Regions from separate parts of the Homo sapiens genome. Here region 2 is linked to region 1. Evidence: read pairs that join two places in POLR2A ChIA-PET (ENCODE). Cell type or tissue: A673. All regions are shown on one strand. Each heading gives the region's core, and the rest is flanking DNA. Links, peaks and the distances in the headings are about the cores only. Region 1 has its middle 590 kb from the start of ADGRL2. Region 2 overlaps LOC107985018 (a long non-coding RNA gene).

What was found. ChIA-PET counts read pairs that join two places held together with the same protein. Peaks named below come from ENCODE experiments on the same cell type or tissue, not always from the same donor. Only the 100,000 strongest peaks of a DNase experiment are listed, where the experiment ranks them.
Region 2: POLR2A ChIA-PET joins it to region 1 with 5 read pairs; 1 of 35 experiments calls an interaction of 5 or more read pairs at or near these places.

The regions. Positions count from the first base shown.
Region 1 is chr1:81,206,033-81,211,428 of GRCh38, reverse strand. It overlaps the pseudogene RPL10AP4. Among named protein-coding and RNA genes, the nearest start is that of ADGRL2, 590 kb to the left of the region's middle. In A673, for the core only: no CTCF peak of the experiment used is centred there; DNase peaks (open chromatin) are centred at 1,748 and 2,868; H3K27ac peaks cover 4,049 bases.
Region 2 is chr1:81,266,870-81,272,265 of GRCh38, reverse strand. It overlaps LOC107985018 (a long non-coding RNA gene), which reads left to right. Exons shown (of 4, transcript XR_001738115.2): 4 at 3,283-4,059. Among named protein-coding and RNA genes, the nearest start is that of ADGRL2, 530 kb to the left of the region's middle. In A673, for the core only: no CTCF peak of the experiment used is centred there; a DNase peak (open chromatin) is centred at 2,015.

The DNA.
Region 1 (5,396 bases), core at 207-5,206:
CCATGTTCCCCTAGAGGCTAAAAATTTTTTTGAAAAAGGAAACACCAGAAAGAGATCATAACTTATCACAAGTAATAATCAAACATGAAAGATCAAAATAAGTGACCAATAACTCCATATTTGCAAGCCTGTGCCAAGACAGTCATTATTTCTGAGAATTTTTAATTTAAATTTCTATTTGATCTTTTATTATACATGTATTTGTGCTTGTGGGCAATTGGAGTGATCTGACTGTGTTCCCCAAAATTCATATGCTGCAACTTAATTGCCCATGTGATAGTATTTAGAGGCGGGAGGCTTTAGCCCATTTATGCCTGAGGTTGCAATTTTTTGAATTTTTGTAATCAGACCTCAGTGATGACCTTGAGCAGTAGGATATAAATAACTCCCACATGCTTAGAGTTTCAATAATGGAACACTAGGCATAAATAGGTTTTAAGAATTGATTAATGAGAGAAGAACCCTCATGGATGGGATTAGGGCTCTTATAAAAGGTCTTAAGGAAGTGAGTCTGTTCTTTTCTGCTCTTCTGCCATGTCATGACACCTAGACTGTGCCATTTTTGAGGAACAGGTCTTTGCCAGACACTAAACCTGCTGGTGCCTTGATCTTGGACTTCCCAGTCTCTAAAACAGAAATAAATTTCCATTATTTATAAATTACCTAGTCTGTGGTGTTTTGTCATAGCAGCACAAGCAAACAAACTAAACAGGAATGAATCTCAAATTCTTTTAAATTTTTTTTTGGTGTAGGCAGGGTAGAAACGACGTATGTTTAAAAGGACACAAGGTCATTGGATTAATTTTTTCCATGTATCACACTGACGTCTTTGATGTATTACTGGTATAAACGGAGCACTCTATAATTCTCTTCCTTATATTAATGTATTTGGTGTCTTGACATTTGACTAAAAATTAATAAATAAACCTTATTAATATGATAATTTTTACATAGATCGAGTCTGTAAAACAATTTTAAAGTAGTATGAGTTTTAATTTGGGTTAGTGTGAAGTCTCTCACTTATGGACTCCATCCGCAAAACCTTAAAAGAGGGAATACACTTCACATATATATAGCTTATAAATAATCACTAAAGCACATATTATGGTTCTGAATTATATATTTGTTTGTTCTTATAGAATAAAAATTTCTGCCAACTCTTGCCTTCATTTTCTGTTTTACAGTCACAAAGACATATCTTTCCTCTGAGGGCCTCAAGCTCCAGTAGTTAGTAACAAAATTGCAATCGTAAGTAAAAAAAAAAAAAAAGCACAGAATTATGTTTCCTTTTCTACCTTGTGCCTGGTAACATCAGAAGTTAAATAATTTGAGGCTTTTATCATGTGTGCAATGGTGTACCCAAAGAGCATGTTACAGTCCACTTTCTCCATTTCTAACCTTACCATTGTTAATGCTAACAAGACATACAGGGTCTTTGAACATTCTGAACAATACACCTCGATGCCTCAGTAAGTCAGCAAGGTCTCAAAGGTTGTACCATGTAAAAGTCAAGTAATTAAACACTGATTACTTACTGCTTAAAAAAAAAAAGGTGGCTGGGAAAAGTTGGATTCAGAAGGTCTAATTTCACACAGAACATTTCAGTGAAAATTAAGCCTTTAACTATATTCTGCTTGACTTGATTTGAAAGAAAAGGATAAGAAAAAAGGATTATAAAAGCTATTCAGTAATGTCTTTCTGCAACAGAGCTTTGGGAGGTGACAAACAGCCACTGGTAATTCATTTAGTCATCTTTTCCCCAAACAGCATTTGGATTCCCCTTCAAAATTTGGCTGCAACTCTTTAGTTTCATTATTCTTTCAAAATACAAAGGCTCCTTCCTTCTCTCTTGGCACCGGTTGAAATGTTTTAGCTCCCTAGAAACAGCTAATTTCTAATAAAGTTTGCAAACATAGTAAACCCCATTTTACCTGATGCTGTTTCATTTCCCATACATGAAAAAAAAAAAGGGAACTCTTCCCCAGAGTTTTAATTTTGACCTATTTCAACTTTGTAATCTTTTAAATCAGAATAATTAAAATTTAGAAATATTTAAGTTGTTCTTCCTTCTATCACACCCTACTCTCCAATTTATCTCAGTGGCTAGTATGTAGAAAAAATGCCAGAGATGACACAGGTGCTAAAATTATTCTGCTGAAAGACATCACAATTTTTTTTTTGGTAGCAGTAGAATTTATTCAAATGTGCCTTAATATAGGTGCTGAGGCTTGCCCATGGTGCTCTTGATATATAAGGCCAGGACATTCTGCCAGTTTTTCTTGAGCAATGACAGCAAGAATTTGACAGCCAGGTGAATGTTCTACACAAGCTCATCTTCTGTCATCTTCACGTGGCCAACAGCCACAGCCAGACATAACACCTTCTTCATTTGGAACTTGAAGGTGGACTTCACCTCATCCGCTTTGGCCGCCATGTTTTCATTGTGTGTGAGCAGGGAAGGGAACTTTCCTGCCTTATTTAGGCCTGGGCCCAGGATTTGTGGGATCCACTTGATCAGAGGCTCTGAGGCCAAAAATGCATCATACTTCTTGGCTAGCTTCTTGACCAGTTTCTTATTTTTGTTGAGTTTTTTCAGCGCCTCGATGTCCATGTGGGGGATATCCATGACCTTGGCCTCGTCACAGTGTTGCTGGTACCCCGGGACACACACGGAGAACTTGGGGTGGGGAGTGGACTTAAGCCTGACGGTGTCCGAGAGGTGCTTGTCCTTCTGGGAGTCACAGTTCCTCAAACTAATCTGCAACTCCACTGTCTCCAGACTTGGGGCCCTTGTGCTGGTTCCCTTGCAGGACTTCCTGCATCACCTCGTACACGGTGTCGCAAGAGACTTTGCTGCTCATGGCTTCTCACACTGAGCTAACCGGAAAAGTGACACATCTCAATCTTTTATACCTCTTACTCTCTCACTCTTCCTGTTACAGGAAGGCATTTATTTCCTTTCCGTTTCGTAGATGAGATTAAGGATTATCTAACAGAAATAATTATACTGCTTGTTAAAATTTACTTAATTCATTTCTTGGAACTATCACTATCTGTTCACAAGAACATATAAGATTATTTATTTTCTTATTTGTCTGGAATTACCTGTGCCAAATTGATCAAATATTTCCTTACTCAATTGTTTCTAAGAAAGAATTTCTACCTTACAGAGAGAATGAATCAGTTTAGTTTATTAATCCCTACTGAAACACAAACATACATATGTGAGCTTATTTATCCCTACTAAGGCATAACTATTTCACTTGATTAGATTGTATTGGGGAAATTTTCTGTAGCAAGGACTAAGAAGAAAACGACAGTTTCAAATAATATATGAGCTACTTAACAAACATCTTTGAAGATGCTGCTGGTGAAATTTATTGCAGTTGTAAGGAAAATTTTGATTCCTAAATAGGTAATATTAAAATATGAGGCCTTTTCTGCTCACTTTCCTTAATGTTGCTGCTTTAAAAAAATTGACAAATAAAAATTGCATATATTTATCATGTACAACATGATGCTTTGAAATATGTGTACATTGTGGAATGGTTCAATCCAGCTAATTAACATATGCATTACTTACATACTATCTTTTGTGGTGAGAACACTTAAAATCTACTCTCTTAGTAATTTTCAAAATAGAATACATTGTTATTTACTGTAATAACTATATTGTACAATAGATAACTTGACCTTATTTCTCCTGTCTAATTGAAATTTTTTATCTTTTAACCAACAACTCCCCAATTTCCCACCTTCCAGCTTTTGGTAACCACCATTGTAGTATCTGTTTCTATGAATTCAGGTTTTTAGATTCCATATGTGAAGAGATCATGTGGTATTTGTCTTTTGTGGTTGGCTAACTCACCTACAGGATTTCCTTCTTTTTTAAAGCTGAATAGTATTCTGTTGTGTATGTATACTTCATTTTCTTTATCCACTCATCTGTTGATGGACACTTAGTTTGTTTGTATATCTTCCATATCTTGGCTACTGTGTATAATGCTGCAATAAGGGGAGCAGGTATCCTTCTAACATACTGATTTCATTTCTTTTGAATATATACTCAGAAATGGAATTACTGGATCATATGCCAGCTATATTTTTAATTTTTTGAGGAATGTCCATACTGTTCTCCTTAATGATTGTACCAATTTACATTCCTGTCAATAGTGTGAAAGGGTTCCCTTTTCTCTACTTCTTCTCCAAAACTTTTTATCTTTTGTCTTTTAGACAATTGCCATTCTAACAGGTATGAGGAGGTATCTCATTGCGGTTTTAATTTGCACTTCCCTGCTGACTAGTGATGTTATGCATTTTTCATATACCTGTTGACCATTTTCATGCCTTATTTTGAGAAATGTCCATTTAGGTCCTTTCCCCATGTTTAATTCAGTTGTTTTCTTGCTATTGAGTTGTTTGAGTTCCTTATATATTTTGGATATTAACTTCTTACCAAATATGTGGTTTGCAAATTGGTTTTTCCCTATTCTGTAAGTTATCTCTTCACCCTGGTGATTGTTTCCTTTGCTGTGCAGAAGCTTTTTAGTTTGATGTAATCCCATTTGTTTATTTTTGCTTTAGTTGCCTGTGCAGTGCTACTTTTTTTGGTTAGTTTTATTTTAATTTATTTTCTCAACATGTGAGAAATGTTGAGAATTATATTTGAGTCCAAGGTGATTTTAATGGATCTTAGTTGCTAAACTTGTTTATTTTAATAAAAATAAGATTATAAACATATAATTATAAAGTAATATTTTTAAAAGATGATATTTTAAATGAAACTATTTTAAATACTGCATAGTGTTAACCACAAGCATAAATTCAAAACCCATCCAATAGTTCCCTTTTCTTCTCCTTTGTGTTAAGCTTATTACACCCTGGCTAAGAAATCACTTTTCAATGGTAAACTCCCCCCACCAGAGGCAAGTGAAAAGAAAAATGGATTCTTTTGTGAAGAAAAAAGATAGCATCGGAGGAGTATTAATATAGTTTTCAAAATTATTAGTGGAAATACATCCTGTGCCAATGGACTTTTTAACTTAGATTCTTTATTTTGAAGCATTTGGATCTAACTTCCGTACGTTTCCAGAGATTGTGGATTTCAGTGTTTCCATGGGTGTCACATGCAAAAGGAGAGTAAGATATTGCTTCTGTGACGTGCAAAAGTGGAAAAGCGACCATTTTCTAATGAAGAAACGCAACCCTTGGTTTCACCAAGAAAAACAATGTGATCATAGATAGATTTATATTAGAGAGAATTCCACTGGAAGTCCTTTGCCTGAACGACCTTCAGAAAAACAGTAAGGCAGCAATGTGGGTGGTATCTTTGCTGCTTTTCTGGCATAAAGAATGGAACAGGAACTAGGAGTCAGAAATACTTCATTTGGTATAGA
Region 2 (5,396 bases), core at 61-5,060, 61 kb before region 1:
GATTAGTATCAACACACTTTTGTTTTTGTTTTTTTGAGACAGGGTCACCCAGGCTGGAGTGCAGTGGTGCCATCTTGGCTCACTGTAACCTCTGCCTCCTGGGTTCAAGTGATCCTTCCACCTCAGCCTCGCGAGTAGCTGGGTCCACAGGCATGGGCCACCATGGCTGGATAATTTTTGTGTTTTTAGTAGAGATGAGGTTTCACCATGTTGCCTAGACTGGTCTCGGACTCCTGAGCTCAAACGATCCACCTGCCTCAGCCTCCCAAAGTGCTTCGATTACAGACGTGAGCCACCAAGCTCAGCCAACACATTATTTTTGACAAATGAATACTTATTTATTTGTTTTATCAATTTTTAAATTCCTTTCTTCACTTCTTTCTTCCTTCTTTCCACCTAGGGAGGCTTCATTCTGAAGGCTCCCCAGTACAACATGTATATGCCTTAAATAAATTTGAATGCTTTGGCCCACACATACTTCCAAGTCCTTAACTTGACTGGGCATTTTGCACTAAATTAACCTGGAAATTAATTACACTAAATTAACCTGAAAATATATCCGTATTTTGTTGTAGATTTTATTTTATATTTCAATGTATTTTTGATACTAAGTTTTCTAAAATTTTCCATTATAAATCCATTATATTATATAACTCCATTATGTTTGAATTAAAAAATAATGATGGAATCAAACAATTCATTTGGTTAATTGAGCAGCTTATCCTGTCATAGTTATGGAATTTCTTGGTCACCACAGGTTGAATCACTTATTGACTCTTTTTCTCCTTAATTTAACAAGTGTTCATTCAGTATCTGTTTTATACTTGAAAAGACATATGCTTGTAATAGTTGGTTGACTGAACTAGGTTCAGTGTAGTCAAAACAGACCTATTAATTTAAAAAATACAGAAATAACATGTATTCTTTCGGTTTTTGTGATCTTGTACTTTGTCACCCATCATTACCCCTATGCTTTCTAAAATTCACTTTTAATGCAAAAAGTCTTACTCGTAAAAAATAACTTAAAAATAGTTATTGGTGAGTAGCTATTATCTGAATAACATACAGCTTAAAATTGTGATATAAGTAAAATAATTAGGATTTAAAATAAGTTGATATACTAAAAGCCAGAAAATACTGTACAAATAAAAGAAAATTATTTTAATTCAGTATAACATAGCAAAATAGTTTGGAAGTTGATATTCTTTTCAAAAATTCTCTTTAGTTTCTATTCATTGCCCATGTTATGTGCATATCAGAATATTGATAACTACTTCATTAAATTTAGTCTATACTAAATTGTTATAATGACTTCCATGTTTATTTACTTTATATTGTTCCTTCCTTTACAGAGATAGCAACATTTATAAAGTACCAAAAATATAATTGCTTCAACTGTGTGTAATTTGTGCAGTATTATTGGCTCCAATTGTGACAAGTCTTTGAAGATAGAGGAAATTGTATATAGAATCTAGAAGAGCAATAATTAATTCACAATACATTTATTCAAGAGGTAGATTTATCTTTGTCTCTGACACTAGGTGTTAAAATATTTGTAGATGTTATTTACACACACATACATATACACACCCATACTTATACATACATGAGTGCTTACATTTTTGGTCATTACAATTGGTTAAACAACAACAAAATGGAAAAATACCTCCCCAAATTATATGAATATAATTTCCTCAATATTTCCAAAATAACACCAATAATAAGAACAACAGATTACTGTGCTTAATCAACACTGTAAGTTTCCTCTTTTTTTAGCAAAAATAATAAGATGCTCATTTCTTAATGAAAGGAGAAAGAGACAAATAGTATGAAATGCTTAAACAACAAATGGGTTAAATGAGCACATATTCGTTAATGAAAATAAAATGAAGATTTTACCAAAATAAAAATTCACTCTTGCTGAGAAGGAACATTACATGACCTTCCATCTTTAGGACTTCAGTCGGAAGGAGCTTGAGCTTGGCTTCCCACTGTCAGTGCTGAAGAGATTAGTGATGTAATTGTCATTGAATCTGATGTCCTTCTGTAAAAAGAGCTGAATTTGAAATGCAAATCAGAATTTATTGAATCTTTTATGACACAGTGAAAGAATTAAAGGACTCTGGTTTATGATGAGAAGAAATGAATGATAACTAGATAAGAGCTATGTTTTTAGCAAAGTAACAAAATGAAATAAGCAATGAAATCAGACTCTTTGAGGTATCATTTTAATATGCAGATTTTTTTTACTAATATGAGGCAATTAAAAAATTTAAATACCATTTTCTAGACATGTAATAATTCAACTACTTCTCTTTTTCCAAGCCACTTACTTAATGAGCTCAAATGAAATCCATATACAAATATTAAATATTTGAAATTCCCATTGTTAACAATAAGATTTGCATGTATATAAACGCCATGCCTAATAATTGTAACTCTTAATTGTGCCAATAATAGTAGACATATTTGTTTTGGCTTCAGGGAATTGAAGGAGCCTGACATTTTCAAGAATCTGTATGTATATTCTGCAATGCGACATTAAGATATAAAACCTGTTTTGGAAAGGCTGCAGTATAGAGGAAAACACTATATAATCCTGGAGCTTGTTGGACTCAATCCAAAGAATTTTAGTGTGTAAAAATGTATTTTGTAATCCAAAGGCCAAATTATATAAAGTCACCATTAAAGGAACATCAATTGTTGTGTTTAAGAAAAAATAACAAAAAGACAAACAAAAATTCAAAAAAACAAAGTAGGTTTCTGTTGAAACAATGTGGTTCTCTAACTTGACCAGGAAAAATAAAGGATGTCATAAGCTGTGGCTCATTAACTCTTCGGATTCTGTGCGTTAATTGTGACGTGGATACAGCATGCATCAGATGCCAAATCTAGGCACAAGAAATGTAGCAAGCTGTCCCCTTCTTCCAGAAACTTGTACTTTTTTGTGTGTGTGGAAGTAAGAAATCTTTGGAGAATATACACGTCTTAAACTGTGATTTGGGATAAAAGGTCAATATGAGTTGAGAGAAAAGAGAAATCACCTTGGGCTGGTGTTCAACTGAACTATGAAGAAAGTATTGAATTTACAAAGGCGAGACAGAAAGAGAAGGTTATTTCAGGCGAGTGGCATAACATGTTAAAAGTGAAAAATTTGAATATCAATATTAGGTTGAATGACAATAATAATAATAGCAAACATTTATTGATTACTTGAGAAAGATTCTGTTCTAAGCACTTTATATCTACTACCTCATTTCATCATCAATCTTTGTCTTACAGATGAGGAAATGGAGTTACAAAGAAGTATGAGACTTGCCTATGGAGGCACTGAGATCCAGGCCAAGGTCACCTTGCAGCCAGTTTGCTTTCTGGGGTGCAATGACCGAATGTAAAACTTGTTGATTGTGGGAAAGAATCAACTTATTGCTGATCCAGCACAGACATCTTAGTTGGTTTTATTAACTAATGTCAAGCATGACAATATTCTATTTTCAAATCAGATTCTTGGACTTCTCTGGCTTCAGCCACTGGAAACTCTGATTCTAATATTTGTGAAAATAAAATTCTGGTCATATGGCCAAAAGTGAACAGTACATAGCCAAAGTGAAACATTATTTTGTAGTCACTTTTAGTTTGTCTATTATACTGTGTTTCTTTATTGCCCTAGAGAAAATTAAATTGGTCAATTCAGTGGAGAAAAATCATCAACACGAAGGTTTGAAATGACCAGTTGTTTAACTAGAAAAATGGAAAAGTCTCAATTTGTAGACACAGTCTAAATGTGGAAAAATCATTAAACACTAAAACTCGAGGCAAACTTTACAAGTTCTGTTTCTAAATTAAAATCACAATTAATATTATAAGTCATTACACTATAGAGCTAGATATAAATGTAATTAATTGAAGTTAGAAATATCATACAATTTAATAGAATTATTTTACTAATAGACTTGCAATTGAGACTCCTTACTATAAAATAAGTCATTTTGATGAACTTTTTAGGGGGGAATCCTAATAGACACAGTTAATACGTATTATTTATTCCCAGCAATGTTTTTTATTATGCACATGGGCCCAAAGGCTGAAGCAATGGGCAAGAATTTTTAAAAATAAATTGAAAGAATAAATAAATGAAATAAAATTAAAGCCACATGTCGCTTTTTTTTTTTTTTTGGTAGGGGGTTGCAATTTGACTGTTTGCTACTCCAAGCTTGTTGGGTCTGGTTTCAGGTAATCTTGCAATTAAAGGCCTATTCCTCAAATAGTCTAGGGAAGTCCCTAGTGGCATGCAGAGAAAGAAATAAATGAAGACTCAACTTCGGCAGATCCCCAAGAATCTTTTTTTTTTTCTGTTAAAAAGTTTTTATTTTTATTTTGCGTCTTTTTTATTATTATTATTATACTTTAAGTCCCTAGAATCTTGAACACAGTCCACACAGCCCTTGATAGCTGTGAGGCATCCTGGCAGTTTAAAGGGATACTTTCCCCTGAATAGGTAATTTTGAAGAGGTGTTCAGTACAATATTAGACAGTTTGTATCATCAGACATAGATTTATGTAAGGTTCTTGACAATCACAAAACATGAAAAAAAATGCAGACCAATAGAATTCTCATTTGTTAAGAAATTGTCCAGAAAACGCATCAGGAGACAATTCTATCCACCTTTCTCTTGATCATTCAATCTAACGGAAGAAGGAAAAAAGAAGATGTCTGGAATGCAATGTGGAATTTGTTTAAAAAAATGCTATTAAGGATTTACTTCTAATCATTCCTTGACTGTATGATTATGTATTATAATGATGTCACAACACCAATTTTTTGATGGAATGTCAGAAACATTTCACAAGTCTATGACTCCCTGAAAACTCAAGTGCTTTTATAACTCCTTGAAGTTACTATAATAGGCATTATTCTTTCTTTTAAATGACTGTCAGAGGGACCTACTGTTATCTTGATGCTTATATTTGAGAAAATTTTGCTCGAGCTCTTATACACCTTCATGGCAACACTCAATTTCCAGGCTCTTTTGTGGCTCCCTCTTTCTGCTTCTCATTATGTTGAACCAGCTGAATGTTTTGTCTGTTTTGATCAGCAAGGTTAGCAGTGAACTGAATTCTGAAGATTTTTCACACTGTTTTTTAGTTCTGCTTAAGAAATATTTACTGAAGCTCTGGACCCATAAAAACGAAGGGGATTTTGAGATTTTATTGATGTAATCGAAGAGGAAGTGTTGTCCATTGTTACTATACCCAAAACATTTCAGAAGTACAAGCAGAGAAATATGTCTCTATCATCAGAATTTAATATGAAATCATGTTCTTCTTTTATCATACAGAAAATTTGTCATAGGTTTTATCTGCAATAAAAGCTATGTCAGTGGTGCCACATAATA